Linked DNA regions of Homo sapiens: region 1 is linked to region 2. The links are chromatin loops, found by intact Hi-C in ENCODE. Cell type or tissue: endothelial cell of umbilical vein. All regions are shown on one strand. Links, peaks and the distances in the headings refer to the core of each region. The heading gives the core; the rest is flanking DNA. Region 1 overlaps RPTOR (regulatory associated protein of MTOR complex 1). Region 2 overlaps RPTOR (regulatory associated protein of MTOR complex 1).

Region 1 (16,472 bases), core at 568-8,567, 320 kb after region 2:
ACAGAGACTTATATAAGAGCGCTGCGTGTGTGTGTGTGTGTGTTGTGTTCCCAGCTTAAGGAATTACAGAGGTCGAGCCCCAGACCCTACCCCGGTCCCATTCCCTCTGGTGACATTACACTTTCCCTCCCTGGCCATGAGCCCTGGCACACACGTGGTGCCCACTTAGAGGCCTTTACCTCCTATTGGCGCCGTCGCACGATGCGTGGCCCGCAAAGCCCGTTTCTTTGGCTCTGACTTCAATATGTATCTTTGATGGTCATCTAGGTTTTGTTCCTTCACCTCCGCGATCTGCCGTGACTCCATTATCCATTCTCCTGTCTGGGGACAGTGAGGCCGGTTCTAGTTTCTTCTTGCCTTTTGTTCCTTTTCTTAATAAGCAAACTCAGAATTCAGCCCCTGCCACCATGGAGCCCCACATCCAACACACCCTCACTCGCTGCACCCAGCTCTGCTGGGCCCCAGCCTACCCGGCCCCCAGCCTGGGCATCGGTGGGGAAGCTCTTCTCCGGCATATGGTGGCCGCTCCCCTCTCATTCAGAGCCCCCATCTGGCAGCACCTTCCCAGAAGCCTCCCCAGCCCCACGCCCCACCTGGAATCAGGCTTCCCCAGCTGCCCTCTGACCCTGCTCCCTTTTCCTGCTTTATTTTTCTCCTGAGGACTGTGGACTGCAGACGTGCTGTACGTGTAACTTGTTCATTGGCCCGGCCCATCTCTCTCCCCTGGAGCTTGAGAGCCGCACGTGCAGGAACCCAGCCTTGTTAACCACTGTCTCCTCCCACCCTGTCCACACCCAGTGCCTGGTACGCAGTAGGTGCTCAATACACATAAACGGGCACGTGTGTGGTGCGTGTTCTTCAGCGTGGATACACGTGAGTGCCTCTCGCCACCTTGCCTCAGAGTGAAGCTGCTGCGTGAACGGTGCCTGCACCTTCAGCTTTTGTAGATGTCGCCCCAGGCCTTCCACGGGATCCTCTGTTCTAAAGCGCAGGCGCCCCCATCTCGCCACTCTCTACCACGCCGGTCTTGGCCAGCCTTTGTCTGTCTGATAGACACACCTGGTGTCTCCTTGTGGCATGAATTTGCATCTGCCTTGATTGCAGTGAGGTTACAGCCTTGCAGCCTTACAGACTCGCCTTGTGTCGTTTATCTTTCTCTGAGTAGTTTGTAATCAGCATTCATCACAGTTCTGGGTGCTGATTCCTGGCTGAATATATCCATCGAAAATGCATCTAATCTATGACTTTTTATGATGCCTTTGGTGCCACACAAGCTTAATCTTTTAGTTTCTCTTTTTCTTTATAACTTGGGCCTTTTGTGTCTTGTTTTTCCTATTCTCAATGTCCTAAACATATTCTCCTACATTTTCTTCCAAGATTTAAAATTTTCCTTTTTTGTGTTCATGTCTTAAGTATATCCTGAACCACATTTTGTCTCTGTGGTGAGGTGGGGATCCAGGTTGTATTTTTTCTTTATGCCACCCCAGACCCTTCATCAGACAGCCCGTCCTCCCGCCAGTGCTTCTCAGCGTCTCCCTGGCCATCAGTCCTTAGGGTCTGAGTGGGGGCTCCATTCTTAGCAGCACCCATCCCATCCACGGCCGCGCCGACACCCCACACAGCCGCCCCGACACCCCACGCGGCCTCGCTGACACCCCACGGCCGCAGCAACACCCCACACGGCCTCGCCAACACCCCACGGCCATGCCGACACCCCACACGGCCGCACCGACACATCCCACGGCCGCACCGACACACCCCACGGCCGCACCGACACCCCGCATAGCCACCCCGGCACCCCACGGCCGCGCCGACACCCCACACAGCCGCGCCGACACCCCACACGGCCGCGCCGTCACACCACAGCTGCGGGGGCAGCACCTTTGAGCCCGCTCCTCAGTTCGTTTCTCAGAACTGTCTTGGCCGCTCTTAGCCCTTTGCTCTGCTGTATACATTTCACAGTCAGGCTTTCTGTGTCGACAGCAGCCTCACTGGGGTGTTGTTTGAATGGCGCTGAATTGGTGGATTTCCCTGGGATGACTGACTTCCTTGCATCATGAGTCTTCCTGCTCCTGAACAGGGTGTATCTTTCCATTTACTTAAGTCTTCTTTATGTCTTCAAGACAGTCTAACTTTCTGCATAAAGGTCACAGGCATGACGTTACCTTTCAGTTTTTGTAATTTTAAGTAATATCTTTTTTAAAACCTGTTGCTGGCAAAAAAAGAAAGAATGCCAGTGGGCTGGGCACGGTCCCTCACGCCTGTAATCCCAGCACTTTGGGAGGCGGAGGCCGAGACGGGCGGATCACGAGGTCAGGAGATCAAGACCATCCCGGCCAACATGGTGAAACCCTGTCTCTACTATAAAAAAATTAGCCAGGTGTGGTGGTGCGCACCTGTAGTCCCAGCTACTGGAGGAGAATCACTTGAACCGGGGAGGCGGAGGTTGCAGTGAGCGGAGATCACACCACTGCACTCCAGCCTGGCAACAGAGCAAGACTCCATCTCAAAAAAAAAAAAAAGAATGGCAGTGGACATCTGTGTTTCTCTCTTGAGAGTAAACGAAACCTTTCTAACCTTTTACCTTTGATACGACATTTGCTGTAGATTTTTTGAGTGGGTGCTCTATATCAGTTTATAGAAATTCCCTTCCCTTTGGTTCACTCTTTTTATGAGTGCAAATTCCCATTCTATTCTAGTTAGTTAAGAATTTTCCTGATAAATGGAATTAATTTCTTTGAATGTATTTTCTGCATCTCAGAATGACCCTGTGCATGGCTGTTTGTTAGGGTAGGGAATTACATGATTGAATTTCTTGTGAAATATCCTTGCATTTCTGGGGGCACCCAGCGTGGTAATGTCCCCTGACATCGCTGCCTTACGCTCACCAGCTATTTCTTTGGGCGCTCCCCATTGGCATTCACGAGTGGGTTGGGCTGTGACTTTTCTTGTCCTGACCTGGCTGGTTTAGACATTGAGTCTGTACCTGCCTAGTAAAACTGGCTCCTCCGGGCATGGTGACAGGTGCCTGTAATCCCAGCTACTTGGGAGGCTGAGGCAGGAGAGTTGCTTGAATTCGGGCAGCAGAGGTTGCAGTGAGCCAAGATCACGCCACTGCACTCCAGCCTGGGTAATAGAGTGAGACTCCATCTCAAAACAAAAACAAAACAAAACAAAACAAAACTGGCTCAGGAGTGTACCCTCATTCCCTGTCCAAAAAAACTGGCTCAGGAGTGCGCCGTCATTCCCTGTCCTCGGGGGCAATTTTTATAAGACAAAGATGATGTGTTCTTTCGGTGTCTGAGTAGAATTTGCCCCTGAACTGTCTGGGCTAGTGTAGTGTTGTGAGGGTGGGTTTGAATTCTGTATTCCATTTCTTTAATGCTGATAGGATTATTTACATTCTCTATTTCTTCATAAGCTAGCTTCAAAAAGTTTTATTCTTCTAGGATTTTATTCATTTCAGCTAAGTATTCTCATTCTTTCCCTTGAGGCTGTCTGCAGTATTCTCATGAGTCTCTAATCTCTGCTGTCTCTTTATTGTTTTAGCTGCTTTTACTGATATTCCCAATCTGCTGCCTCTTTAGATATGTCCCCGTTTATTCCTATTGTTGTTTATTTGCCTTTTCCCCTTTTTCCTGATTAATCCTCTAAGATGTTTGTTCATTTCTTTAGTGTCTTCAAGTTCTAACTTTTAGGCTTTGTGGATTTACTGCATTATTTTATCTTTATTTTTCTATTCCAGTACTTTATTTTGTTTCCTTTCTACTGTTTTCTCTAGGTTCACTCTCTTGTCCTGTTACAGTTCTCAAACAGAAAATAAAAACAGCTCATTAACTTTGAGTTTTTCTTCCTTCCTAATGTGTGTGTTCAGGTCTGCGGGACCCCTGCCCCGGCTCCCCCAACCCCTGCCCCCGCTCCCCCCCCGCTCCCCCCACCCCCCGCCGCCCCGACTCCCCCCGCCCCGGCTCCCCCCGCACCTGCTCACCCAACCCCTGCTCACCCCGCCCCTGCTCACCCCGCCGTCTCCGTCTAGTGAGTTTTGATGATGGGCTTTTCACTTGTGTTCAGCTTCAAGCTTTCTTTCTACTTCCATTGTGGTTCCTGGGGATGGCGGTCCAGCCACAATGACAGCAGCGCATGACAGGAGCCCAAAGACCCGAAACAGACGCAGGGCATCCGCCAAGGCAGTTCCCACCGGGCAACCCTGTGGGTGTGCTCCCAGCCTTGGCCAGCTGCTGCCTTGAGCACCTCTGGATAGAACGAGTCCAGAGCTTGCACCATGCCCTCCAGGGTATGGAGAACTGAAAGGTTCACTACACAACAACCCAGACACGCCAGCTTAGCCCAGACACGCCAACTTGTTAATTTTCATTGAGAAATAACGTTGCAGCTTTGTGCATTTGGCTGTCCACTAAAATATGCCAAGTGCCCAGAAAGCGCAGAGTTGACTCCGTATATTCGAGTATAAATCAAGGTATTGCCAAGTCACCAATGAAATATATTCTAACGTCACTTGTAAGATGTTTGTTTTGAACTGGAATACACTTTTTAAATAGAATTAATGTTACATATAGTGGTTAGGTTTCCAGGCTAGCCTGCAAGAGTCTTTTAAAACCTGTCTGCAGAAATTCTACTTATAAATCTACAATGAAAAAAGGTATTTAAAAATTTTTTTTTAAGTACTAGAAAATGTAAATTCATAGTATTCTGTTTTGATTACACATTTCCCCTGGCCCCGGCCACAGCTCCTGTGAATAGCTCTCTAGCGCCTCCAGCAGGTTAGTGCCACCTCTGCCCCAGTTCACGCTCATCAAGGTCAAGGTGATAGCTCCCTTCCGTCACGTGTAGGTTAGAGCAGGAGTCTGCAAACTCTTCCTGTGAAAGAGCTTTGCAGGTGGGACTGCCCCTTGGCACTTCCCCAACACTGCCAGTGTGGTGCAAAAGTAGCCAGAGACCGCGTGTAGGTGAATGAACTTGGCCATGTTGCTATGTAACCGTGTGGACTGAAGTTTGAATTTTGCGTAACTTCACATCACAAAATATTGTTCCTTTGATTTTTTTTTCAACCACTTAAAAAGTATAAGAACCATACACAGGCCATAGAAAAACAAGGCTGAGTTCAGCTCAGAGAGCCTGACAGTAGGGCACACCCTGCCCGCACCCTGGCCTCCAAGGATACTCCTGTGAGTCAGAGGGCTTGGGATTCTCCCACGGATTGGACAGATATTTTGACAGTGCCCCCACTGTGCATGCTGGGGCACAAAAGTACAGAACAGGCAAACCCAATGCCACCTGTGTCGAAGCCAGTACCATCGGCTCTGGGCATCTCCCACCCCTCCCTGCAGAAGTGGGCGTCCTCCCTCTGCAGCCAAGGGGACCGGCGTTTACTCAGGTTGACTCCTGGCCAGGAGTCGGGGACTCCTCTTTGTGCCCCAACACATCCTTCTCTCAGCCGGGCATCTGTGGCCGTCTCCTCCCCGCCTCGCAGCCACCTGAGCCAGCAGCTCTGGCCTGGTGGTCGCAGCTCTCTCCCGGGTCTCCCTGCTTCCACTGTGGCCCTCCTGGGGCCGTGTGCTCACTGTGGCCTTCCTTTTTTTTCTGAGATGGAGTTTTCCTCTTGTCACTCCAGCTAGGGTTTAATGGCGCGATCTCTGCTCACTGCCTCCCGGGTTCAAGCAATTCTCCTGCCTCAGCCTCCCAAGTAGCTGGGATTACAGGCGCATGCCACCACACCTGGCTAATTTTGTACTTTTAGTAGAGACAAAGTTTCTCCAAGTTGGTCAGGCTGGTCTCGAACTTCCAACCTCGGGTGATCTGCGCGCCTCAGCCTCCCAAAGTGCTGGGATTACAGGCATGAGCCACTGTGCTCGACTGGCCTTCTTCTTTCACAGGAAGCGACAGCAGCATCACCCCTCGGTGCTCACCTGGTGACCGTCTGCCAAGGGCCTGGTGGCCCCGCCACCCTACCTGGCCCATGCTCCATGGGGTTCTCGGTTCACTCTCGTCCCTCCACTCACACGTATCTGGCCATCAAGTAAGAATCAAAATAAAAAGTTGCACCTGGCCTGCAAGTGTGCAGAACCGCACCTTTTGTTGATCCAGGAAGCTCAAGCCAGGCAGTGTGGCGCTGGGTCACCATGGCACCATTGAGAGCTTCCGTCTGCAGGTCCCCACGCCCACAGCACCTCCCTTTCCCCCTGGGCATTTGGATACCACATGGGCATCTCCCCTTCTGCTGGCGAAGGCTACAGAAAGTTCACAGCTGTGGAGTTTCCAGGTGGCTGAACTTGCTGAGGCTGCTGTTTGCTGTGCGCGTGCCATGCCTGAGGCCCTGGGTGCTGTCCACAGGCAAGAGGGACTGCGGAGGCCCCGCCCAACTCCTGTGTGAAACTTAGCTCTTGTCTGTGATGAGTGAATGCCGTTGTTATCCTCGGTACTGGTCTCGGTGGAGTACAGGGCGAAGAATCGCAGTTTCATTTGAGGGCCACCCAGACGGGAAGCACACAGCAGCCTGGGGCCCGGACACAGGGGCTTGGCCTCCATGAGTTTTCTCCTCTGCCGGTTCTTTCTTTTCTGTCTTCTCGAAGGAGCTGGACTCCCCATTCCACCATCCTTCTTATACAATGTGATTCCTGACTTTTTTTTTTTTACTGGAGAAAACTGAGTTTTATTCGTATATCATTCAAATCTTAGGAAATTTGACAGGAAAGAGTTTCACAATGAGCTGGAGTTTAGGAAGGAAAGAAAACAAAGTCGCCCCTGCAAAGCCAGCCTCATTCATATTCAGTGAGGTGTCACTCACACCACCTGGAAACCACCGTGCTTACCTAAGTGTTTAGAAGTCATAACTTACACAGAATCCCATTGTGCACAGCACTTCCCTGTTTCCAGCCAATTTCTTCTTTCATTTCAGCCAAAGAACAGCAATCTCTTTAGTCCTTTCAGTGAAGATTGCAGAGGCTTTCAGAACCATGGCAACCTGGAGAGTCCATGTCTCCCCATCTTTCCTGGTGCCCCAGAAGCCCTGCCCCAGCGCCTCCCCATCTTTCCTGGCCCCCCAGAAGCCCCGCCCCCAGCGCCCTCCCTGCTCTGCCTTCCCCAGAGCACTTGCATTCTTACACCCTCAGTCACGTGTTTCCTTTCTTCCCCGTGGCAATGAAGCCCCTTGGCTGGTACTTGGCTTCCTTTGATCGCTGATGGAGCCCAGGTTCCCCCAGCAGTGCCTGGCCCTGGTGGGGCAGGATAAATGTTTGTGAAACTAAATGGGAACCCAGGTCTCAGCACTGTGTCAGGTTCTAGAATCTTCTTTGATGTCTCCATCCTGCTTGTTTCTCACTCAGCCCTTCGTCTGGCCTGACATCCACAAGAATCCCCTACCTCAATCCCTCCTATTTCCAGTGCCCCCATCCCACCAGGCCTCGTTGCCCTGGGTCTTGCTCTCTGCAGACCACAACTGGGCAGGCCCTCTTTCACACCAGCTCCTCACCACCCTCCAGGTGAAGCCTTCGTTAAAACCGCATTTTCTGTAGAGGCCAAACCATTGTCTGACATTCAAGGCCTTCCTTCAGCCTCCTGCCCCCCGTCTCAGCAGCAGCCGCTCCACTGCACCTGCCCGCAGCACCCCTGGCTGGCCCCTGGCCCGGCCCCTCTGCCATCCGTGCAGCTCAGAGCCAGGTGGTCTTGCCGGGAGGTTGCCTGGCCCACCGCCAGGATCCCCATGTAGGTGCCTGACCCAGTACATCAAAGCATGATGTCGCCATTTTTACCACCACAGTCCTATAAAGTTGTTTCTTGCTAACGCATGGATGTGTGGACACAGGCCTCACCTGTCCCGGCCCCCAGCCCATGCGTCTGCCCTCTGCACTTATCTGTGTTCCTGACGGCCACAAGTGGCCGTGGAGCTGCTCAGGATGGAAGGATGGCTGGAGACGGTCTGTGGCCTGTGTCCACATGTCCCGGGACCCAGCCTGAGGTGCCCTCCTCACCCCCAGACACCCATGCATGTGGCCCCACACCATGTCACTCCCACGCTCATCCGTCCAGCCCCAGCTCCCAGCTAGAGTGCAGTCCCATGGGGGACCACGCTGCTGTGTGCTCCACCCGCCTTCCCTCCCGAAACCCTGCGTCTCGGCCAGAGTCCAAGCACACCCGTGCTGAGAGGCGAGGCGGGAGTTAATTCTGCTCGGGACTCTGGTGGCCTGAGAAGGCTCTTCCCGCAGAAACAGCCTCATCCCGAGAGCGCTGGCAGGAACGCAGATCAGAGGCCTGGGCTAGATGGGACCAGTTTTCACGACTCTGCTAGATACGGTGACATTTTTTACGGTTTTGAAAATGAGTTACCATAGAAATGGATCCAGGATGGACTAATGCAAGGGAGGGGAGGGCGAGAAAGGAACACAGCCCTGCGGAGCCTGGAGCCGGCCCTGGTGCAGCTGTGGCAAGCGCCCTGCTCACCCAGAGGAGGAGCTGGGGGCCCTGGCCAGCGGCAGAGCCAGAAGCCCCGCAGGCCGCCTGTGCTCTCCACACCTGAACACGGGATTCTGCGGGAGAGCTGGTGTCAAGTCCTGACCCCTCTACTTCGTTCCGAATCTGGGAGCCAGAACTACTGCCTTTGGAGGAAAGAGGAGCCCGGAGACCCGAGCCCAGAAACTGGGGCACTGCCCGGCTCCTGGGAGGCCACAGAACAGTGGCGGCCCCTGCACCCCAGGCCTGCCCAGGCCTCTCAGCCGCACACATTGCGGCCGGCTGCACTGCGGCATCATTGGTGTTCACAGGACGGGCCATAGCAACTGCTTCTCCCTTGGTTTATTTTTTAATGTTTCTTAAAGACGGGGTTTCGCTGTGTTGCCCAGGCTGGCCTCGAACTCTTGGGCTCAAGCAATCCTCCCACCTCACCTTCTTGGGTACCTAGAACTACAGTTTCCTTCCTTTTTTCCAAGGCATCGAGAAGCTGAAAGAGTCCTTACAAGCCCCGCGTGCAGCTCCAGAGACCCCCAGTAGTGAGTTCCGGCCAGGCCTCGAGGTCTGGGTTTCAGGGCAGAGAAGGTATTGGTTTCTGCCTTTGCAGAAAAAAAGCCTGGTGCTCGCTCAACCAAAAGAAAAGCTAGGCAGGGTTTTTGCCAAAGGAACTGTGTAGGTTTGGAAGGAAAAGGCTTCACAACCCAGAAACTGGAGTTACTCTTGTCAGAAGACGGTGGTGAGAAAATGAACAACAGTTTTCCAATGCTACAGGATTATGTTTTTAGGACAAAAGTCCTTAACTAAAGGCCATTATGATGTTTGTCTCGTAGGGGTACTGAATATGCTGAGAAAACGATGCAGACGCACCGCCCACCCGGCCCGGGAGGTGCTGCGTCTTCCCTGTGGGCAGCTGCAGGGCCCACGGCTCCGGCCGGCCCAGGAGGAGGGAGGGCGGAGCGGCTGGTCAGCGTGATTCTCGTAACAGCCACACCGAGTTGTGGGTGCAGCCCCTGAGGGGTCAGGAGGGGTCACAGGAAAGGGGCCGCTGCGGAAGCCCTCGGCCTGGGGCACTGGTTCCCCAGGATGGCAGAGGGTCTTGGCCATCACAGACTGGGTGAGCACATCAGAGGGCGTAACCCGCTCTGCCAACCCCTCAGCCTTGGGGTGGCGGCTGGCAGCTGTCACCTGCAGGAAGACTCTGTCTTCTCTGAACTGCTCCGACAGCCGGGGAGCTTCTGGGATTCAGAGTCAGCCAGAGCTCTGAGTAAATTTCCCCGCCGTGTATGCTATTTGGAAAGCTGTGGCCATTGGGCTCTGAACAATAACTTCTAAAACCATTCATTATGATCTTTTATTACTTTTAGTCTAGACATGAAAATAGGTTCTCCGTGCTTACAGGGAGTTCTGTGAGTGCCAGCAGGGGCCCTTTCTAAGCTCAACATCCCCGGTCCCTGACTCCCTGCCGGGCAGGACCCAGGCAGCCCCACCTCCTTCCTGGTGGACTCGAATCCGATGGGAAGTTCTCTGCGGTCTGTTTTGGGGACTGGCAGATTTTACAACAGGACAGTTCATACAACGGAGCCTGAGAGAAGATTGTGGCCAAACCAGGGAAAGACGTGAAATAAAGACAGCAGTTCCGTGATCACAGCGTCATACTTTTTACTAGTACATAGTTATAAAATCCACTGTCACTAAAAAGACTGGCAAAAATTAGATTTTTTTTTCCCCTGTTGAGTCGCAAACAGTATTTCGACTTTGATATAAGTGGAAGTCTGCACGAAGGTCGACAACAATAGCGTTGGCCCTCGGTACGCGTGGGGGACTCAAGGGCCCAGGGCCCACGACGCTCAGTCCTGCTAGGAAAGGCGTGACAGCTGTGCATCCCCCACACACATCCCCCATCGTGCTTGCATCTTCTCTAGTTTCCTTATAATGCCAAACCCAGCACAGTGTGTCAACAGTGGTTATGCTCTCTTGTTTTTTTTTTTATGTGTATTACTTTTTGTTTTGTTTTCAAATATTTTCGATCTGCGGTTGGTTGAATCCATGGATGTAGAGGGCCAACTGTAATAAAAATCTGTTTTTAAAAATTAGATGAAAGTGGCCAGGCGCAGTGGCGCATGCCGGTAATCCCAGCACTTTGGGAGGCCAAGGCAGGTGGATCACGAGGTCAGGAGATCAAGACCATCCTGCCTAACACGGTGAAACCCGTCTCTACTAAAAATACAAAAAAAAAAAAAAAAATTAGCTGGGCGTGGTGGTGGGCACCTGTAGTCCCAGCTCCTCAGGAGGCTAAGGCAGGAGAATGGCATGAACCCAGGAGGCAGAGCTTGCAGTGAGCCGGGATCGCGCTGCTGCACTCCAGCCTGGGCGACAGAGCGAGACTCTGTCTCAAAAAAAAAAAAAAAAAGTTAGATGAAAGTAGCAGCTAATACATCTCACACACACCCCCACCCCGCCCTGCACATTGCCAGGGTCCTTACCTGGAGTGTCCTGTGGAGCCCTGACCTAGACCCCGGGTGTCCGCGTCTGTGGCCCCCACATTGTGGGTGAGGCTTGAGCAGCCACCAGCCTGCACCCTCCTCGCAGTCTGCCAGGGCCGCCGGGAGTGGGGGGCCTCCTGCCGTGCCTGCCCTGGGTTCCGGGCTTGCCCAGTGCCCTATTCTTCACAGTGGCCTGGTCCTCACCCCCGGGTCTTGTGAGGAGGGTTCTCATATAAGGCCAGCTGCCCCTCACAGCCCCTTCACGGGGCAGTCGAGCCTCGTGGGGAGCTGCTTCAATGCCTCACTCAGCTGTGGGGAGCCCAGGACCCCAGAATAATCAAGGGGAGTGGGTCTCAGGTGGGCAGTCATCAACGGGCATCTTACGGGGCCATCCTGTCACCCATGTTAGAGAGTGTCGTGGAGCTAGGCGGTAGCGAACTTCGCCAGTGAGGCCGCATCTCCTCCTCACCAGGGCCTGTCGCGGGAGGGAATTCAAAGCCAAATCTCCTAGCCCACCCACCCACTCTAAAAAAAAAAAATGAGGACGCAGCCATCGCCGATGTCCTTGTGTTGCACGGAGCAGTTCCTAGGAGCCGGCTCCGCTGGGGTAGAGGAGACTCTAGGGATGTTCCTACAGTCTGGACCGATTTTACATTTCCGAGACTTGCTTGTGGATCTACACGGCTATCGCAGAGCTGTGCAATCTGAGAGCTGGAAGGCTTCGGTTCTGTCCCAGTACACGCGGTGCAGGACCACGGTTGAGCAGAAGGTGCATCTGCGTGGCACCGTGGCGCTGAAGTCCAGGTGTGCTTGGGCCCTAGGCTCCCAAGACGTTCCCACTGCCTCCTCCTGGGCACAAGGCTCAAGCACAGGGACCGCCGGCCAGGCACACATGTGTATGGGCAAGACCCGCAGGGGACGTGTCCCTGGGAAGAATGCTTCCTTTGGTTGAAGGCTGTAAACTCGCCCTGTGAGGTGAGACATGTCAGCTCCCAGAAAAGGTCCCAGCCTCTCATGATTCACGCCAGCACAGGCAGCACAGCAGCAGAGCGTGACCTCCTAGATGGCAGCGTGACCTCCTAGATGGCAGCGTGACCTCCTAGATGGCAGCTGAGCTCAATTCCACACGGCTCAGTCCTGGAGACAATCACTCACTGCAACACGCATTCCTCATGGGGGCCTCTTCAGGAGCCACGGGCATGGGGCTTCCCTGACCTCTGCACTCACGGTGGGGGCGCGCACAGCAGGGGTAGACACTGGCCCGCCATATCTGGAGCTGAAGTAGAGCCCGTCTTGGGCTCGCTTAGCGGAGACCATAGGTGGAGGTGAGCCAGTGGCCTCAGGCATCTGCAGAACCCACGCACACATTGACTTTCGCACCCGCCTCCATCTCCGTGGACTTGACTGTGTCGTGCAAAACCCACTCCACGTGCGCAGCTGTGTTCCTGCAGTGACACGAGGCCCTCCACTGGCTTTCGATGCTTCAGCTCTTTCACCAACAATCAGGTGGACTGGAATCACACCTCACTCGAAACCCTTTGAATCTCTATTTAGTGAACAAGCACTTGCTTCTCAGCAAATTGTCTAGCTTCCCCAAAAATAAAGAAGATGGAGTTCTGTGTGGCTGGATCCCTTTTCAGCTCCCAGCACTGAGGGCAGGGCCCTGTCTGCCTCCGCCTCTGGGTTGAAGCCTGGCAGTAAACTGGCACTCCTGGTGCCCGCAGGCAGGGGAGGCAGCGCCTGGCCCCGCTCTGCCCTCCACGCTCAGCGCCTCTGGTCCTCGGCCCAGCCCTTGCTGGACATGCAGCCTCTACCAGGATTGCTGCTTCCCTTCTCGGCCTCTCTGGGTCCAGCGTGGCGTGGACAACAGTTCGGCAATGCCTGCTCCATCAGCCTCCTCCCTGGCCTCAGCCAATGCTGACTGTGCCAGGAGCCCACATAGCCCGTGCCTGCCCCCCCTTCTGGTTTCCAAGTGCTCACAGCCTCCACCCCACAATCTCTGATTGGCTCCTGCAGGCTTCCGTCAGGTATCCCCCAAGGCTCCGCGTCCCCATCACCTCCGTGTTTTATTGTTCAATGTCTTAGATCTTGTTTGTGCTACCCCCTCTCGCTCCACCCCTCCTTTGCCCAGAGAATGATCCTCCTTCCCTTCAAAGCCCAGCTCCTTCGTGCCTCTTCCACCAGGCCTTCCTGGCCTTCACTTCCTAGCCCACTGCTGACAGAAGGAGTCACTCTCGCTCCTTCCTGCATCTCCCTGAGGCCGCACGCTGTCGTGGACGTAGCATGGCTCAAAGGTTTGATGGGTGTGCGTTCACATCCTTCATCCTCTGGGCCTCACCTTCCTTGGCGACGCTGGGGGTAACACCTGCCTGTAGGATTGCTGGGGAATTAAATAGGACCGAGCAGCCGCACCGACGAATCCTCACCGACGAAGCCTCAGCGCTTCCCTCCATGCCCACGACTCACCAGTGTTATTTATAAATGAGTCTGAGTCCCTGCTGGGTCCTGCCTTGTCTGTCTTTGTATCCGAGTATGCAGCACAGAACCTTGCATTGAGTGTTGGGTGAGTCGGGAGAGGCTTAGGGACAAAAGTCACAGCACATCAACCTTTCGTGAAGTCCTAGCATCTCAGAGCAGGGCCAGTGCCTGGAGGTGGACAGGAAGCACGTGGAGGTGGGCAGGAAGCACTCCCTGGGTCACAGTGCACAGCAGCACGTGCTGAACTTGGTGCAGTGCAGACGTCCATGCCACATGCACCACTACCCATGGGCTGCGGCAGCTCCTAGAAATCTAGGATGTGACATCAGACGCTCCTCCGGGAGTGTGGTCATGCCCTCCGATCCGCTGAGGCATTTCAAGGAAAGTTACACCCTTTCCAACGCAGTTTTCCTTTTAGAAAGATTTGGCCTCAGTAGATGAATCCATGTGATCAAGCCTAGTGATCAGCTAGGATTCTTGAATCTCGGGACCCGTTGCCAGAATAACAAAATGGGGGCTTCCTGTAACCTCGGCTCTTTAAAGCAACACTTCTGATACCAGGGTTAGGGTTTCAGAAAATGCAGCCGCCTTAGGAGCCTCATTGGCAGCTACTTTCCACTAAAACATCTTCCATTTCTCTCTCTCAGGAGTTTCCTTTAACAGTGTTTACACTCAGATTTGGAGAGTCCTGCTGCACCTGGCTGCTGACCCCTATCCAGAGGTCTCGGACGTGGCCATGAAAGTACTCAACAGCATCGCCTACAAGGTACGTGCCGGGCGCTCCCCACCGCGCTCCAGCTGCTGGTTCTCGGTTACGAGTATGCATGCCAGGAACTCCAGGTGTGCCCGGGTCCACACCACAGTTTAGAAAGTAACAAAACGAGCTTCAGCAAATATCTTAAATCTGGAGATGTACACAGTACACCCCAAACTGTGTCTGTGCAGCTCCCACGTGGGCAGAGGGTGCTGGATTTACTGATGCCTGTCAAGGCAATTAGGGGAGGACTGACATTATCTTTCAGGATCCTCTGGTGTCTGGGTGAGCTACAGTGCTGGCCCTTCTTCCATTTTTTTTTTCTTTCTTTACTTAATTATTTATAAGAGATGGGGTCTCCCTGTGTTGCCCAGGCTGGTCTTGAACTCCTGGGCTCAAGGGATCCTCCTGCCTCAGCCTCCCAAAGTGCTGGGATTACAAGCGTGAGCCACTGCACCTGTTTTTTGTTTTTGTAAGACAGTCTCACTCTGTCCAGACTAGAATGCAGTGACCTGATCACGGCTCACTGTAGCCTCCAACTCCTGGGCTCAAGCAATCCTCCCACCTCAGCCTTGGAAGTAGCTGGGACTACAGGTGCACACCACCACACCCGGCTAATTTTTAAATTTTTTGTAGAGACAGAGTCTCAGTGTGTCGCCCAAGCTGGTCTCTAACTCCTCAGTTCAAGTGATCCTCCTGCCTTGGCCTCCTGAAGTGCTGGGATTACAGGCATGAGCCACCACACCCAGACTTTTCTTCCCTTTCTGATAGCAGTAATTTTTGACTCATTCAAAACCCTTCTAGTTAATGGTTTCTTATTCATGGCCATTCTAGCTCAAGGGAACTTTTCAAAGAATCAGTTTTTGGTTTCATTGGTTTTTCTCTGTTGTTTGTCCATTTTCCATTTGATTGATTGAGCTTTCATCAATAAAGCTTGCTTTCTTCTGCTTACTTTGAGTTTAATTTGCTCTTCTCATCCTAGTTTCTTAAGGTAGAAGCAGAGGTCATTGATTTTAGTCCTTTCTCTTTGGGGACTGTAAACTCTTCTCAGTCCCTTTTGTGAGCTCTGGGCATTTGGCCTACCGCCTTCCCGCTGTTTTTTCTCTGCCTCATGGGTTGTCACTCTACCCTTGAGCAGATGAATACTTAGTCAAAGACCCCAGGGGCCTCTCCTGCAGACCTTGGAAGCTTTCCCCTCTCCAGTGCTCTGTCCTGCAAATTGTCACCACCTCAGCCTCCCTGGAGCCCCAGTCTCTGTCTCCTGTTCCCTGAAAGTGCTGGGCTCCCCGTCTCTGCACTGTGGCCTGGGACTGCCTGAAACTACCTGCAAGCCGGACACAGGGCAGCTGTTTATTTCCGTTCTCTCAGGGATCACAAGCCCGTGACACCCAGCACCCAGTGTCCAAAAACAATTGTTTACGGTATTTGTCCTGGTTTTCTAGTTGCTTATGGAAGTTGGATGATTTATGTGGAATTAGAAGTCACTCATTATAGCACTTAAAAATTTTTTGGTAACTTTTTGATAAAACTTCAAAAGCTTACAGAAATGTTGCAGGAAGAATGCAGGGAAAGGCCACACTCTTGCAGCCTCTGTGGTGTTCTACGTCTTCATCTGACCTCGTCACGGCTATGGCGTTGCCTCGGGTATCACTCAGTGCCAGGGTCTGCAGGGTCGAGGAGCCACGGCTTCCCATCCTAGTCCATCGCTTTTTCCAAATGAGCTATCGAGTCTCCCCCTCTCATTTGCTGTGGCCTTCTGGGTCCTGGCCGGCCATCGAGCCAGGGTTCCTGCAGCTCCTCAGCTCCTTTTGCTGATATTATACTTCTGTGGCTTTCGGTTCCTTCAACTAAGTTATTTTCTGTTGGTCTAGTTATATCTTAGATGGAAATCACCTTACCGTCTGCAGTTGGTTCTTCTTCAGTTCTTTTTTTTTTTTTTTCTCTTGCTCTGTTGCCAGGCTGGAGTGCAGTGGCACAATCTCAGCTCACTGCAGCCTCCGCCTCCCAGGTTCAAGCAGTTCTGCTGCCTCAGCCTCCCAAGTAGCTGGGACTACAGGCGTGAGCCACCACACCCGGCTAATTTTTGTATTTTTAGGAGAGACGAGGGGTTTCACCGTGTTGGCCAGGATGGTCTCGGTCTCTTGACCTCGTGATCCGCCTGCCTCGGCCTCCCAAAGTGCTGGGATTACAGGCGTGAGCCACTGCGCCTGGCCTGTTCTTTATGGTATCACCGGTATAGTCACAAGTAGCCTATTGGCCAACTTGGAAAGGTCCAGATTGTTTAATTCTGCACC
Region 2 (16,472 bases), core at 3,708-11,707:
GTCTCACTCCATCACCCAGGCTGGAGTCCAATGGCATGATCTCGGCTCACTGCAACCTCTGTCTCCCAGGCTCAAGCGATTCTCATGCCTCAGCCTCTCGAGTAGCTGGGATTACAGATGCATGCCACCACATCTGGCTAATTTTAGTATTTTTAGTACAGACAGGGTTTCATCACGTTGGCCAGGCTGGTCTTGAACTCCTGACCTCAAGTGATCCACCTGCCTCAGCCTCTCAAAGTACTGGGATTACAGGTGTGAGCCACCATGCCCAACCTATACCTTTTTGTTTTATTTTATTTTTTTTTTTGGTGGTGGTTCTAAGATTTTCAATATTACATCTTTAAGTTATCACAGTGTACCTTCAAATGATATTATGCCACTTCACATGTAATATAAGAACCTTATAGAAGAAGGGTGTACTGCTCTCCCCCGTCCTTTTGCTATCAATGTCATACATTTTATTTCCACACATTTTAAACCCCACAGTACATTGTTATTACTTAAAAAAGGTCTGGCCGGGCGCGGTGGCTCACGCCTGTAATCCCAGCACTTTGGGAGGCCGAGGCAGGCAGATCACGAGGTCAGGAGTTCAAGACCAGCCTGGTCAACATGGTGAACCCTGTCTCTACTAAAAATACAAAAAAAATTAGCCGGGCATGGTGGCGGGCGCCTATAATCCCAGCTACTTGGAAGGCCAAGGCAGGAGAATTGCTTGAACCCGGGAGGCGGAGGTTGCAGCGAGCCGAGATCGCGCCACTGCCCTCCAGCCTGGGTGACAGAGTGAGACTCTGTATCAAAAAATAAATAAAATAAATAAATAAATAAATAAATAAATAAAAGTCCATTATCTTAGAAATAAATTTTAAAATAAGAATATCTCTTATATTAACCCACATATTTCTATTTATTTTTTCTTTTTTTTTATTCTGAGACAGAGTCTCACTCTGTTGCTTCGTCTGGAGTGCAGTGGTGTGATCTTGGCTCACTGCAACATCTGCCTCCCGGGTTCAAGCAATTTTCGTGCCTCAGCCTCCCAAGAAGATGGGACTACAGGCATGCGCTACTATGCCCAGCTAATTTTTTTGTGTTTTTAGTAGAGATGGGATCTTGCCATGTTGACCAGGCTGGTCTCGAACTCCTGGCCTCAAGCAGTCTGCCTGCCTCAGCCTCCCAAAGTGTTAGGATTACAGGAATGAGCCACTGCACCCAGCCCACATATTTCTGTTTCTAGGCTTCATTCCTTTTATAGCTCTGAGCTTGAATCTGGTATATTTTCCTTCAGTCTGAAGAACTTTAACTTTGCTTATAGTACTGGTATTTTGGTCACATGTTTTCTCAGCTTTTGTTTGTCTGAGGTTGTCCTTATTTCACCTTTATGCTCCTAGCACTTTAAGGATGTTCTGTTGTCTCAGGCTTGTCTTGTTCCTGAAGTCTGCTGTTGGTCTTACTTTTGTTCTCTAGTATGTAATATTCTTTTTCTCCTCCAGCTACTTTAAAGATGTTTTTGTCATTGGAATTTAGCAGTTTGATTACAATGTACCTTGGTGTAGTTTTCTTTGTGATTAGCCTGCTTATGGTTTGTTGACATTCTTGGATCTGTAGGATTATACTTTTCACCAAAATTTTGGAAAATGTACTGCCATTATTTTTCCAGTTTTCCTATCTCTCCCCTTGTTCCTCCTCAATCTTCCAGAGCTCTATTTACATTTATTTTAGATGCTAGATATTGTCCCACTGAGGATCCCCATTCCCTCCATCTTTTTTTCCTCTGTGATTCAGTTGAATTGTTTCTGTTGCAATGTCTTCGCGTTCTCTCATCTATTCTTCTATAGTATCTAACATGCTCTTTATTTTATTGTTACAGAGACAGGAGGATCTCACTATGTTGCCCAGGCTGGTCTTGAACTCCTGGGCTGAAGTGACCTCCCATGGTGTCAGGATTACAGGTGTGAGCTGCAATGCCCAGCCCTACCATGCTCTTAAGCCAACTCATCCGATGTATTTCAAAATTTCAGATGCTATTTTTTTTCTTTAAAAGTTCCATTTGGATTTCTTTCTTCGTATTCATGCTCTCTTTTAAATCCTTGAACAAATTTGTAATATTGTTTTAAAAATCTTATCTGTTATTTCCTCGTCACTCTCATTTTTGGGTCTAGATGGACTGACTTTCTTGTGGTTGTGGATCAGGCTTTCCTGCTTTTTCTTACCTCTAGTAATTTCTGATTGGATGCTGGACATAGGGAGTGTTACGTTGTTGAGCATCTGCGTTTTGTTTTCTGCATTTAAACAGTGTTGAGTTTTGTTCTGGCAGGAAGTTAGTTTACTTGTAGATCAGCTGCCTTCTTATAGGGCTTGTTTGCTGTCTTTTAAAAACAGGTCTAGGCCGGGCGTGGTGGCTCACGCTTGTAATCCCAGCACTTTGGGAGGCTGAGGCAGGAGAATCGCTTGAACCCGGGAGGTGGAGGTTGCTGTGAGCCGAGGTTGTGCCATTGTACTCCAGCCTGGGCAACAGAGCGAGACTCTGTCTCAAAAAAATGAATGAATGAATGAATGAATAAATAAATAAAAGCAGGTCTAGGTCAGGATTGGAAAACTATGGCCCCTTGCTTGTTTTTATAAATAAAGTCTTCTGGAACACAGTCCCATTGTTTGTGGATGGTCTATGTTGATTTCATGTGACAGTGGTAAAGTTGAGAAGTTGAGGCAAAATCTATATGTCCCACAAAGCCTAAAGTATTTATTATCTGCCCCTTTACAGCAGGAAATTTGGTGACCCCTAGTCTAGAGAAGCCTTTACTTTTGGTCTAGTTTAGCCCTGTGCCTAACGTTGTGGCCTTTCTGAGTCTCCGTGAGGGTCGTGGGTGCTTCATGAGGTCCCTTAATTCTTCCTCGTTGGAGCTTGAATGTTTCTCACCCTGCTCCGCTTCTCCTGCCCCTGTGGCTGCTCTTTGCCTGGCCTCCTGGAGTCTCACCAGCAGCACGCCCTGCCTTGCCTTCAGGCAGGGACTCAAGGAGCCCAGCTCCGTTTCTGCCTCCTCCGTGTGGCTGTCTCCTCCTTGTTACTCTGCCGCTCTCATTCTGGCTGCTGTGGCCATCATGAACTCAGACCTCTCTCTCCTCAGCTCAGTGACTGTCACGGTCTGCATGGGCCCCTGTCTCCATGCAGAAAGCTCCTGTGTCACGGGGCACACCTCATTTGTCTTCCCGCTCAGGGACCACGTTCCTGTATGACTCGTTGTTCAATGCCTGAAGAAGTGTTTTATGTATTGTGTTCAGTTTTCTAGTTGTGTATGGTGGGAGGGCTAGGCTGTTCCTACTTAGTCCATCTTTTCCTGGAAGTGGTAGTCCCCCCAAGTATGATATAGAAGGGGCAAATGAAAGAAAGTGCCAGATAGATGAATGATGCGTGACGGGATCACCTTTTATTAAGTAGGTTAGAGTAGCTGATGGTTGATTTTTTTATTTTTATTTTTTATCTTTTTGAGACAGAGTCTCACTCTGTCACCCAGGCTGGAGTGCAATGGTGCAGTCTCGGCTCACTGCAACCTCCGCCTCCTGGGTTTAAGCGATTCTCCTGCCTCAGCCTCCGGAACATCTGGGACTACGGGTATCCACCACCATGCCTGGCTAATTTTTGTATTTTTAGTAGAGATGGGGTTTTACCATGTTGGCCAGGCTGGTCTCAAACTCCTGACCTCAAGTGATCTGCCTGCCTCGGCCTCCCAAAGTGCTGGGATTACAGGCGTGAGCTACCATGCTGGGCCTGATGGTTGATTCTTTACAGTGAATAAGTTGTTATGTATTAATGAGTTGTTCTTTCACTGAACCTAATTATCCCCCCCAGTGGAGTTTCACTTTCCAACTTACACACAGCATTAATATTTAAGATTACATTGGTGTATCACATTAATAGTACAGATTAAAGTTTGGAAGAGTTCAGCTTTCATGATCCCTAGACAACTAATTTGCAAGGCTAGATTTAGAGTTTCTCCTTTCTCTGATAGAAACATTTGCATTTCACTTGGGCTTTATAACGCCAGGTAGGTCAGAGGTTGAAACTGAAATAATTGTTAAACACGTAAGAGGATTTAAGGATAAAATCCTCCCCTGTTTTGGTGTTACAGATCTAAATTGGGCACTCAGTCATGTAGTGCCAGAGTGCGGGATTTGGCTGGCTACCTTAAAGGTTTAGTTAATTATACAGAAATCCTCTTTCAGTGTTAATCATTGTTCATGTCCTATAGAAAATGGTCTAATTGTTCTTTTCATTTAGCTATTTTGTTTAAGAAGGTCCTTTCTAGTCTGATTTGATTTCTTTCTTTTTTGAAATTAGGAAGTAAAGAATACAGAAAACATCTATTTACAATTCCATCAGTATTTATAAAAACATCTGTGTGCCCCCAGCCCAGTCAAGATATAGAATATTTCAGTACCCTAGGACTTCTTTATGTGTTGCACCTTGATCCCAGTTACTCCTTTTCTTAAAGAGGCAAATACTTTTCTTCCTTTTGTTGGCAATAATTATCTCTTCACTTTTCTTTTGAGATCGGGTCTCATTCTGTCTCCCAGACTGGAGTGCGGTGGTGTGATCATAGCTCACTGCAGCCTCGACCTCCTGGGCTCAATTGATCCTCTCACCTCAGCTTCCCGGGTAACTGAGACTGCAGGTGCACACCACCACACCAAGCTAATTTTTGCATTTTTTGTAGAGACAGGGCTTCACCGTGTTGTCCAGGCTCCTCTCAAACTCCTGAGCTCAAGCAATCTGCCTGCCTTGGCCTCCCAAAGTGCTGGGATTATAGGCATGAGCCACTATGCCCAGCCTCTTCACTTTTCTTAATGGTTTTCCTACCTGTGCGTCTCTAAAAGTTGTACTTGCGTTTTCGTGTGTTGCTTCTTTTCTCAGTATCGTATTGATAAGAATCAGGTGGTTGAGAAAAACATTTAGGTATGCTGTAGGGATAGAGTAACTATTTTAAATTCTTTTAAACAAAAAAATCAGGTGCTTGAATATATGTTGTTTACTTCTATGTAATATCTCATTTCATGTGTACATCACAATTTACTTATCCATTCTACTGCTGAACAATGTTGAAATTAGCATTACATATTTATTTTAGAGACTGCGTCTCACTCTGTCACCCAGGTGGGAGTGCAGTGGCACCATCACGGCTCACTGCAGCCTTGACCTCCCACGGTCAGGTGATCTTCCCACCTCAGCCTCCCAAGTAGCCAGGACTACAGGCAGGTGCCATCATGCCTGGCTAATTTTTCTTTGTATTTTTTTGTAGAGATGGGGTTTTGCCATGTTTCCCAGGCTGGTCTCGAACTCCTGGGACAAATGAGCATTCTTATATATTCTGGTACACCTAAGCAGGCATAGGATATAAGATAATTATATATTTTCTTCTTTTTTTTAAAAAAATGCCTGTTCAAGTCTTTTGCCCAGTTTTCTGTTGAGTTGTGTTTTTCTTACTGATTTTAGGAGCTTTTATATATTTTGAATATGTATTATAAATACCTCCCAGCCTGGGCAACATAGTGAAACCCCATCTCTCAAAAACAAACAAACAAAAAAAGTAGCCGGGCATGGTGGTGCACACCTGCAGTCTCAGCTACTTGGGAGGCTGAGGCAGGAGGATGGCTTGATCCCAGCAGTTCCAGGCTGCAGTGAGTCGAGATCGCACCAGCACACTCCAGCCTGGGTGACAGAGTGAGACCCTCTCTCTAAAAAACCAAAACCAAAAACAAATCTCAAAATCTTTCCACTCGGAGGCTTGTTTTTTCATGTTCCTTATGGGGTCTTTTGACATTCTCCATTTTAATATGGTCTGATAATCAGTCTGTTCCTTTAAAGGTTGGTGCTTTTTTTGCATCTTATTTAGGAACTCTCTTTCTCCCTTGATGGCATGAAGTTAATCTGTATTATCTGTTAAGGCTTTATGCTTTTTCTTTCCTGTTTAAGTTTTGTATAAACTTTGTGTATGGTTTAAGGTGGGGATCTAGTTTCCCATGTGGATATCTAGTTGTCTTAGTAGATTTTTGTGAAAAGCTCATCCTTCTTCCTCAGTTGCAGTGCTCTGTCGTAGGCCAAGTAGGTCTGTTTGGGACTTGCTGTTTATCCCATTGATCTGCTGGTGTCATTGGTCAGCCCTAGCACCACTCTGTCTGCTTTAATTACTAGGGCTTTATAAAAAATGTGTGAAGGAAGCACTTGTTTTTCTTGAGAATGTCTTGGCTATTCTTGTTCTTTTGTTCTTCATATAGGTTTAACAATTAGCTTGACGAGTTCAAAGAAAGAAAATTTGGGGGGTATTTGATTGGGATTGCACTGAGCCTATACATCAATTTGGACAGATTTGATATCTTTTCAGAATTGAGACTTCTGGTCCACACACATGGCATATCTCTTATTTAGATAGGTCTTCTTTAATTTCCCTGAATTAAGTTATATGCTTTTCCCTGTAGAGGTGTTGCCCATCTTTTGTTGGAATTCTTTTAAGTACTTGATATTATTTTGATGCTGTCCTAAGAGGCAACTTTAAAAAATTTAAGTTTTTAGCCTGTTATTTGGTAGGTATATAAGAGTAAAAATTATTTTTTATATTGCTTTATATGCAGCATTCATGATATCTCCATGTCATCAGGAGCCCTGGCAGCCATGCACACAGCTTCCTGCCCCCTTGATCCTGAAGAGTGTGTAAGGCTGCTGGGGATCGGATGCAGTTATGTAAGGGGTGTGGATGCAGAGGAGCCAGCCGTGGTTTCATGCTGGTCTTGAGTGTCATTCTAATCATGAGGCCACCTTACACCCCTCTACTCCAGGACATCCCACAGATCAGAAGGCTCATGGGAACCCAGATGGAGAACCAGCTCCTAGCACTGGCCTTCCCCATTTATCTTAACTGGTGCATTTCCAGGGCAGCAGGGCTGCAAGAGTCAGCCCTACAGCTGTCTGCCCACATGCCTGGGTCGGGGGAAGTTTTGGGCTTCATGTCAATTCTTGAGTTCCCGAGAGTTCGTGTCCAGGTTGGGAATAACTTGTCCCACAAATGCCTGGTAGAACTTGCCCATAAGGTCATGTAATCCGAAAGTGTTGTTTGTAAAAAAATTTTTAAAGTTCTGATTTAAGCTTTTAAGATGGTTTTTTTTTTCTTTTTTCTTTTTTTTTTTTTTTTTGAGACGGAGTCTCGCTCTGTCGCCCAGGCCGGACTGCGGACTGCAGTGGCGCAATCTCGGCTCACTGCAAGCTCCGCTTCCCGGGTTCACGCCATTCTCCTGCCTCAGCCTCCCGAGTAGCTGGGACTACAGGCGCCCGCCACCGCGCCCGGCTAATTTTTTGTATTTTTTTAGTAGAGACGGGGTTTCACCTTGTTAGCCAGGATGGTCTCGATCTCCTGACCTCATGATCCACCCGCCTCAGCCTCCCAAAGTGCTGGGATTACAGGCGTGAGCCACCGCGCCCGGCCGGTTTTTTTTTTCTTTTTGAGTCAGTTTTGGCAAGTTACATTTTAAGAAGACTTTGTCTATTTCATCTAGGTTTCAAATTTATAGGCATAAAGTTGTTTGTAACATCCTCTTGTGATCTTTTTAAAGTCAATGGGACTGTAGTAATGTTTCCTTTTTATTCCTGACATTGAGATTTGTGCGTCCACTCTTTTTTGTTGTTGTTTTTTTGAGACAAGATCTTGCTTTGTCACCCAGGCTGGAGTGCAGTGGTGCGATCATGGCTCACTGCAGCTTTGAACTCCTGAGCTCAAGCGGTCTTCCCCGCTTAGCCTCCCAAGTAGCTGGGACTACAGATGTGTGCCACCAAGCCCAGCTTATTTAATTTTTTTTTTTTTTTTTGTAGAGACAGGGTCTTCTTATGTTTCTTAGGCTCATCTTGAACTCCTTGGCCTCGAGTGATCCTCCTGCCCTGGCCTCCCAAAGTGCTGGGATTACGGATGTGAGCCACCATGCCTGGCCCCCTAGTTTATTTTATATCTTATTATTTCCTTTTTTCTACTTTCCTTGGGTTTGTTTTATTACCTTTTCCGCCATTCTTGAGGGGGAGATTCTTGAGATGAGTACTTACCTTATTAGTTTTCAGCCATTTGTCTTTTCTAGTGTATGCACTTAGCATTTAGAAATGTAAATGCTTAATGGCATTCAACAAGTAGTAGTTTTTAAAAATATATTTATGTATTTCAGAGACGAGGTCTCCCTGTGTTACCCAGGCTGGTCTTGAATCCTGGCTCCTTCCGCCTTGGCCTCCCAAAGTGCTGGGATTATAGGCATGAGCCACCATGCCTGGCTGGATATACAGTATTTTTGTTCAGTTCAAATTATTCTCTAAATTTTATTTTGACTTGATCAATTTATTATTTAAAAGTGTTGTAATTTTTAAACATAGAAGACTTTTTCTAGGATTTATTTTTGATTTCTTAATTGCATTTTGATCAGTAGACGTCTGTCAGCAGGGCAGTAGCAGGTGCACCGCACGTCTGTAGGGGGAGCCATCCACACCGTTGCCATGTGCGAATGGCGCCCCCTCGTGTTGTGGATGGTGTAGGTTGCACCGCTGTGTGCACACGTGTGCATACATGCATGCACACGCTTGGAATTTCAGCTGCTCTGTCCCTTATAGGCCCGTGCGTGGTCAGTTTTTGTAAATGTTCCCTGTGTACTTGAACACGATGCGTGTCTACAGCTGTTGGTGCCACCTTTTATACGTGTCCATTAAGTCAAATATTTTATTTGTGGTGTACAAATCATTTACACTTTACTGATTTTTTTGACTGTTTCTATCAGTAACAGAGAGGTGTATTAACACTTCTCACCATCATTGTAAATATGTCTATTCTCCTTATTAGACATATTTAGATAGAATTCTCTGCCCATTTGTGCTTCATTTATATTTTGAGGCCATATTGTTGTAAAACTGTTGTATCTTCCTGGTAAATTGGAGTCTATATTGTTGTAAAGTGACTCTTTATCCCTAATAAAACTTTTTGCCTTACAGTCTGTTTTGTCTCAGGATAGTTACACCAGTTTTCTCTTGGTTAGTGTCAGTCTTGTTTATTTGTCCTTTTATATAAGTCAACACTTCTGTAGCCTTGTATTTTTCATATGTCTCCTATAAACAGCTTGTAGTTGGATTAAAACAGATCAGTCTGATGATTTTTGTCTTTCAGTTGGAGCACTTAGTCTACTTACAGCCATTGGGGCCTAAATCTGCCATCTCTTTTGTGCTTTCTATTTGTCCTTCCTGTAATGTTTTTTTAAATGCCTTTTTATAGATTGAAAATATTTAATTTCTTCCCTTTTACTATTTTTGAAGCAGTGCACTGTTTTTCTCTTGTAATGGTTTCTTAGAAATTACAGTAGGAATACTGAAAAAAGTACAACGTCCGTCATGACCTTTATTCTTTTCTTAGACAACCCAAGACTTAGGAAATTATTTAATCCGTTTGTTTCTTGTATGTGAGTATTGCTGTGTACAGTATTTTATTTTTAACATCCCAAGTTACCATCCTTGTTTTCGGCAGTCATTGTTCTTTCAGGCTGATGCACATGCTTTTGACTCTTCGCTCTCCTTTCCTTTAGCGTCTCAGAACTTTCCTATGGGGCCACCTACTTTGACTGAAAGACTTCAGAATTCTTTTCTCATGACGGTCTACTGATGCCACATTCACTTCGTTAGTCTGAAAATATCTTTTTTGTTTGTGTGTTTTTGTTTTTTTGAGACAGGGTCTCGCTCTGTTATCCAGGCTAGAGTAAAGTGGCATGACCTTGGCTCACTGCAACCTCCACCTCCTGGGTTCAAGCCATCCTCCCAACTCAGACTGTTGTGTAGCTGGGACAGCAGGTGTGTACCACCACACCCAGCTAATTTTTGTATTTTTTGTAGAGACGGGGTTTTGCCCTGTGGCCCAGGCTTGTCTCGAACTCATGGGCTCAGGCGATCCACATACCTTGGCCTCCCAAAATGCTGGGATTACAGGCGTGAGCTCCCATGCCTGGCCTCTGAAAATGTCTTTATTCAGTCATAATTCTTTTTTTTTTTTTTTGAGATGAAGCTTCGCTCTTTTTGCCCAGGCTGGAGTGCAGTGGCACGATCTCAGCTCGCTGCAACCTCTGCCTCCCAGGTTCAAATGATTCTCCAGCCTCATCCTCCCAAGTAGCTGAAATTACAGGCATGCACCACCATGTCTGGCTAATTTTGTATTTTTAGTAGAGATGGGTTTCACCGTGTTGGTCAGGCTAATCTTGAACTCCTGACCTCAGGCAATCCATCTGAACTGGCCTCCCAAAGTGCTGTGATTATAGGCATGAGCCACCACACCCGGCCTCAGTTGTCATTCTTGAAAGGTATTTTTCCTAGGGATGGAATTCTAGAGTGATGTTTTCTTTTAGACTTTGAGGACAGCTGGGACCTACAGGTGCATGCCACCACACCTGGCAAGTTTTACATTTTTTTTATAGAGCTAGGGTCTTCCTATGTGGCCCAGGCTTGTCTTGAACTGCTGGGCTCAAGCAGTCCCCCTGCCTCGGCCTCCCAAAATGCTGGCATTAGAGGCGTGAGCCATTGCGCCTGACTCTCCAGCTTATTTACAGTCCTTTCCACGGAAGTCACTGAAGAATTGGATAAGTGTACAGTCTATACTTTTCATCAAGCAATAGATAAAGAGGTAGCAGCAGGGTGTCATGGCCAGGGTGTCAAACTGTGTGGAAGCTGCAGTCCAGCTCTGGAGCTGGGCTTCATGCCCATCTCCAGTGCCATTCTCTTCGAAGGGCCTTGGACCTGCAGCCTTCCTGGAGGGAGAGGGTGAATAGCCAAGATGCAGAATGGGCTTTCTTTGTAATCTGGAAGACCTACGCTTAATGAAGCAGTGTCAGTTTGAACACTTCTTAGGCTTATGCAAACATGTTTAGGTTATTTTAGCTGATTGAAGGCAAAATATGGCCTGACGCTGTGATGTGCGGCGCAGTCAAATGCGTCAGACCCTGGCTGTGTTCACAGAGTGCAGCATCCAGACTGAGGGCGGAGATAGCCTCTCTGCTCATGAGCTGTCTCTAAAGAAGCGCCCTCTTTAAAAAGATTGCACGTTACATTGGAATTTATTCAAGGTGCGTGGCTGAGATAGTGAAGGGATGCAAACCGTCATCTGAGGAACTTAAGTCAGGGAGCTGGGTTGTTTAGTGTGGAGTAAAGGATCTTTCATGAGTGAGTGGTTGGGGGGGTGGTACATTTCACTCCAGATGTCAACAGTCATTGCGATGTTGGCACTGCTTTGGTCCTGAGTTTCAAGGGAGGAAATTGAAGGCTTGAGAGGTGAAGTAATTTGCAGAAGGTCCCCTGAACTCAGGCCTGACTGTCTCCAAAGTGGCGTGTCAGCTGAGGGAACACAGGGTATCTTGCAGTCGTGATTTCTGATCAACACAAGCTGTCCAGCTTCCCAACATGGCCAAACAACAGGACAGACGTGGCTGCTTTCCGTGGGCTCTGTTGCTTCTGATTTATGTGTGTCTTTTCTCTTTGAGTTGAAGCATTAGAAGGTGTATCCACCAAGATCCAGTAAAGAAGACAGAAAACACACCAGGTATCTCAACCAAGCGGATTTAGGTGGGGAACTGGTTTTACAGGCTTTCGAGGGGCTGAAAGGGCCAAAAGGAAACCTTGACTGAGACGGTAACTACAGGAGGCAGGTGCTGCTGCTAGGGCTGGGGGAACAAATAGAAGAGGCTGGAGTTACTTAAATCTAGATGGCTAGAGAAGGGACCCAGTGAGCTGGGGCTTGGGCCACTGAGGTAGGGACACAGCCTGGCGCTTGCTGGCACCGCTGCTAAGTGCACAGTGCAGGGGCCTGGGAGCAGAAGGAAGCAGGAGGGCATGGGGGCGGCCGGCAGCTGGGAAGGGAACCATCCTCCCTCCTCGCCTGCCAGCCTCCCTGGAGGGTGCTGGACAGGTTTGAACTTCATGTGGTAGCAGTAATTTTAAGGTTTTGTTTTGTCCCCTTGCAACTCTCCTTACTTGCTTTGTCCCCTTGCAACTTATAACTACCTTACACAGGTACTCTGCATTGGTACTCTGCACAGGTACTCGGGGTTATTATTTACATATGGGATCTGAGCCTCCTGTGCTTTGCCCGAGTTAGGGCCTCAAGGACTTTGTGGATCCCTTCCTGATCTTTTATTTATTTATTTGTTTATTTATTTATTTATTTATTTTGAGATGGAGTTTCGCTCTTGTTGCCCAGGCTGGAGTGCAATGGTGCGATCTCGGCTCACCGCAACCTCCGCCTCCCGGGTTCAAGCGATTCTTCTGCCTCAGCCCCCTGAGTAGCTGGGATTACAGGCATGCACCACCACTCTGGCTAATTTTGTATTTTTAGTAGAGGCAGGGTTTCTCCATGTTGGTCAGGCTGGTTTCGAACTCCCGACCTCAGGTGATCCGCCTGCCTCAGCCTCCCAAAGTGCTGGGATCATAGGCGTGAGCCACCATGCCCGGCCCTTCCTGATCTTTATGGCAAGAGGTTTTTGCCACAACAACACTTCACACCTGACTGAAGCCCAGAGAAGCCCACGTCACGATGGCTGGAGGCAAGGAAGAGGATCTAGTCTTTTCTCTCTCCCAGAGGCGGGAGCCTTATGTCCACATCACTGTGAGCCTGCTGGCCTTGCCCAAGGACTATTCTTTTAAACTAAGAGAGTAAATTAAGATATTTCCGAGGGGTCTGGGATCCATGTAAATGAAAAAGTTCAACCTTTTTTGTAAGCCATGTTCTTAAAAATCTGCATGTGGGGTAGTTAAGTGTCACTTACTAGAGTCGAGGATTTCAGCGCAGGTCTTTTTGAAGTTCTGAGATGAACTTCTCCTCCTCTTTATACTTCTCATTCCAAGGATGCTGAGTGTGGGATTATTCCTGATGCAGTGCTGCCTAGGGAGAGGAGCCTCAGCACGGCATCTATCATGGGCTGCTTTGCTTCTGTATTTAGAAAGAGAACTAGAATTTTAAAATAATTGACTTACAACTACTTAGAAAAGAAAGGGCCAAATACTATGTGCAATCATGGCTTCCTCACGGTCAGGCATGTTTCCTGATCTCATCTCCTTTTTCAGGAGACTCTTTGGAAATACATGCATATATTTCATTATTGGGAATTACCAATAATTTAACCACTTTTGTGCTATTAGACATTTAGGTTGCTTCTGATTTTTTAATATTATAACTCATGTTATGATGAGACAGTGTATAAATCTTTGTTCAGATTTCTGGTTATTTTCTCAGTATGGTTTCTGGAAGTGATAGAAATAACTGGATAAATAATAAATAACCTTTAGGGGAATTGGCACGTTTTGCAAAATTGCTGTTTGGGAAGTTTGTCCCATTTTATGTGCCCGCTCGTGGGGTCTGAGGGAGGCTTTTTCCTGGCTCGGCTGCCAGCCCTGGGCATTGCCATTTGAAAATACCTTTGCAATTAAGTAGACGCTTGACCGTTTCATTGTTTTAATTATACTTTTCGATTATTAGTGTAGTTGAGTATTTTTACATATGTTTATGGGTCAGTTTCATTATGTTTAATTGTTTATGCCCTTCGTCCACTTGTAAGTAAAACAGTGAAGAGTGACCCGTGTGGGGTTTTTTGTGTTTTGTTTTGGAGACAGGGTCCCACTCCGTTGCCTGGGGTGGAGTGCAGTGGCATAATCACAGTTCGCTGTAGCCTCGAACTCCTCAGCTCCAGCAATCTTCCCACCTCAGCCTCCCGAGTAGCTGGGACCACAGGTGCATGCCACCATACCCGGCTAATTTTTTATTTTTATTTTTTGTAGATACGGGGTCTCCCTATGTTGCCTAGGCTGGTCTCAAACTTCTGAGCTAAAGTGATCCTCCCATCTCAGCCTCCTAAAGTGCTGGGGTTGCAGGCATGAGCCACCATGCCTAGCCTGTGTGGCCTTTCATACTAGGTGAATCTGTGGCCACCCACATCCTGAGAATTGTTTTGTTCCTCTTCCAACCTAGAGGAAGGTCCCCTTGGAAGTGTGGCTTGGGGCTCTGTGATTGAACCTTTCCTATTCATCATTTTCGTCAGTGTGTTGGATACAGATTTGGAAGGCGTGATTACTGAGTGCTGATGATATAAAGCTGGGAAGGACAGGTACTAATGTAGATGAAAGACTCGTGATTTACTCCAATCTTGAAAGGATGACATGCTGGCAGATTGTGGTAAAATATAACAGAGATACTTTGAAAGTCCTGCATTTAGTCTTCCCTTTCTCTCCCTTGCTCCCTTCCTCCCTTGCTTTCTTTCTTCCTTCCTTCCTTCCCCCTTTATTTGTCCCATCAATTGCGTAAATGCAGGTAAACATTTAGCCATTCCTGTGAAAGCCGCTGTGTATGTGGTGGCCTTAATCATTGTCCATTTTTGGGCCTGTGGATCCCTGTTATTCTCTGCAGTGGAGACTGCACATCGGGCCAGTGCATGCCTGCTATTCTCTGCAGTGGAGACCGCACATCAGGCCAGTGCATGCCTGCTATTCTCTGCAGTGGATACCGCACATCGGGCCAGTGCATGCCTGCTATTCTCTGCAGTGGAGACCGCACATCGGGCCAGTGCATGCCTGCTATTCTCTGCAGTGGAGACCGCACATCGGGCCAGTGCATGCCTGCTATTCTCTGCAGTGGAGACTGCACATCGGGCCAGTGCATGCCTGTTATTCTCTGCAGTGGAGACTGCACATTGGGCCAGTGCATGCCTGCTATTCTCTGCAGTGGATACTGCACATCGGGCCTGTGGATCCCTGTTATTCTCTGCAGTGGAGACTGCTCATGGAGCATCTGATTTTCTTCTGGACCTTCTATTTTGAGCTGCATTCACAGAGCACACCTGAGAAATGGTGGCCAAGGGGAGTGATCTAGGACCCTGAGAAACCTGGAAGCAGCTCCCCTTAGGGAGAGTTGCAGAGGGCTGGGGATGTTGAAGGAGAGAGAAGGCTCTGGAGGAACTTGGATACTCCTTTCCAGGCTGAGAAGTGCTGCCCTGGGCACTAGAGAGGGAGAGCTCTGGCCATGGCTTCTGAGGGCCAGCTGCAAGTGGACACTGCCATGGGACAAACAGCCTCATCTCACTCATTGAACATTCCAGGAGGAACTAAATGACCCCTCTCAGGATGTCACGGGATTTCTATGTTGCTGGAAAGATGCTTGTGGTGGAAGCGTGGTTACTAGGTGGACCTGGATTCAGAGGACAGCTCAGCTGATTCCTGGCTTGTGGACTTAGATGGGTTGAACCTTTAAACACTCAGAACATCAGTTTCCTGTAAGGTGGGGTAAGAATGCGTGTGTACTGTGATTGATGTGAATAAAAGGAGCACTGTTGCCAAGTCCCTGAGTGCAGACCCAGCAGGTTGGAACCACTTCTTTTCTGTTCCCTGAACAATTGGACTGTGTGGACGCAGATCCTGCTTCCCTGAGCTGCACGGCCCTCTCTGATCGCACATACATGTGTGCATCTGACACATATGCTTGAGTGTGAGGGTGACAGCGGTCAGACAAATGGGCTTTTTTTTTTTTTTTTTTTTTTGAGACAGCGTCTTGCTCTGTTGCCCAGGCTGGAGTGCAATGGCGTGATCTCGGCTCACTGCAACCTCCGTCTCCTGGGTTCAAGCGATTCTCCTGCCTCAGCCTCCCGAGTAGTTGGGACTACAGGCGCCCGCCACCATGCCTGGCTAATTTTTATATTTTCAATAGAGACGGGGTTTCACCATGTTGGCCAGGATGGTCTCGATCTCTTGACCTCGTGATCCGCCCGCCTCAGCCTCCCAAAGTGCTGGGATTACAGGCGTGAGCCACCGCGCATGGCCAAATGGGCTGTTTTAAATCTATTAGAAAAATTTTTCACAATTTTTAGTCTCTATTATTCTTTCTTTTTTTTTCTTTTTTTTTTTTTGAGACGGGGTCCCACTCTATCACCCAGGCTTGACAGAGTGCAGTGGTGTGATCTTGGCTCACTGCAACTTTCACCTCCCAGGTTCAAGCAATCCTCTCACTTCAGCCTCCTGAGTAGCTGGGACCCCAGGCATGCGCCACCACGCCTGGCTAAATATTCTCAGTTATACTTTCAGTACACATAAAGGCAGTTGTCAACCAAGCTGTTTGTTAGAAAATGCTAACTGTGGTCCCTGTCCACTGCCTCTTTCCTGTTTTTTTTTTTTTTTTTTTTTTTTGAGACAGAGTCTTGCTCTGTTGCCCAGGCTGGAGTGCAGTGGCGCGATCACCGCTCATTGCAGCTTCTGCTTCCTTGGTTCAAGTGATTCTCCCCTGCCTCAGCCTCCTGAGTAGCTGGGATTACAGGTGGGCACCATCATGCCAGGCTAATTTTTCTACATTTAGTAGAGATGGGGTTTTGCCATGTTGGCCAGGCTGGTCCCAAACTCCTGACCTCAAGTGATCTGCAAGCCTTAGCCTCCCAAAGTGCCGGGATTATAG

Evidence for each region. Hi-C counts contacts between places; a loop is a spot of excess contacts. Peaks named below come from ENCODE experiments on the same cell type or tissue, not always from the same donor. Only the 100,000 strongest peaks of a DNase experiment are listed, where the experiment ranks them.
Region 1: it touches region 2 in a loop (23-fold over the local background); 9 of 110 quality-filtered maps call a loop at or near these places.

What each region holds. Positions count from the first base shown.
Region 1 is chr17:80,894,740-80,911,211 of GRCh38, forward strand. It overlaps RPTOR (regulatory associated protein of MTOR complex 1), which reads left to right. Exons shown (of 34, transcript NM_020761.3): 21 at 14,072-14,190. Among named protein-coding and RNA genes, the nearest start is that of CHMP6, 89 kb to the right of the region's middle. RefSeq lists enhancers at 15,653-15,882, 16,003-16,192. In endothelial cell of umbilical vein, for the core only: a CTCF peak has its summit at 4,788; a DNase peak (open chromatin) is centred at 6,782; H3K27ac peaks cover 850 bases.
Region 2 is chr17:80,566,997-80,583,468 of GRCh38, forward strand. The region is part of intron 1 of RPTOR (regulatory associated protein of MTOR complex 1); the gene reads left to right. LOC105371922 (a long non-coding RNA gene) reads right to left here. Exons shown (of 5, transcript XR_007065932.1): 2 at 12,808-12,971. Among named protein-coding and RNA genes, the nearest start is that of RPTOR, 30 kb to the left of the region's middle. RefSeq lists an enhancer at 8,353-8,647. In endothelial cell of umbilical vein, for the core only: a CTCF peak has its summit at 8,492 (motif pointing left); a DNase peak (open chromatin) is centred at 8,525.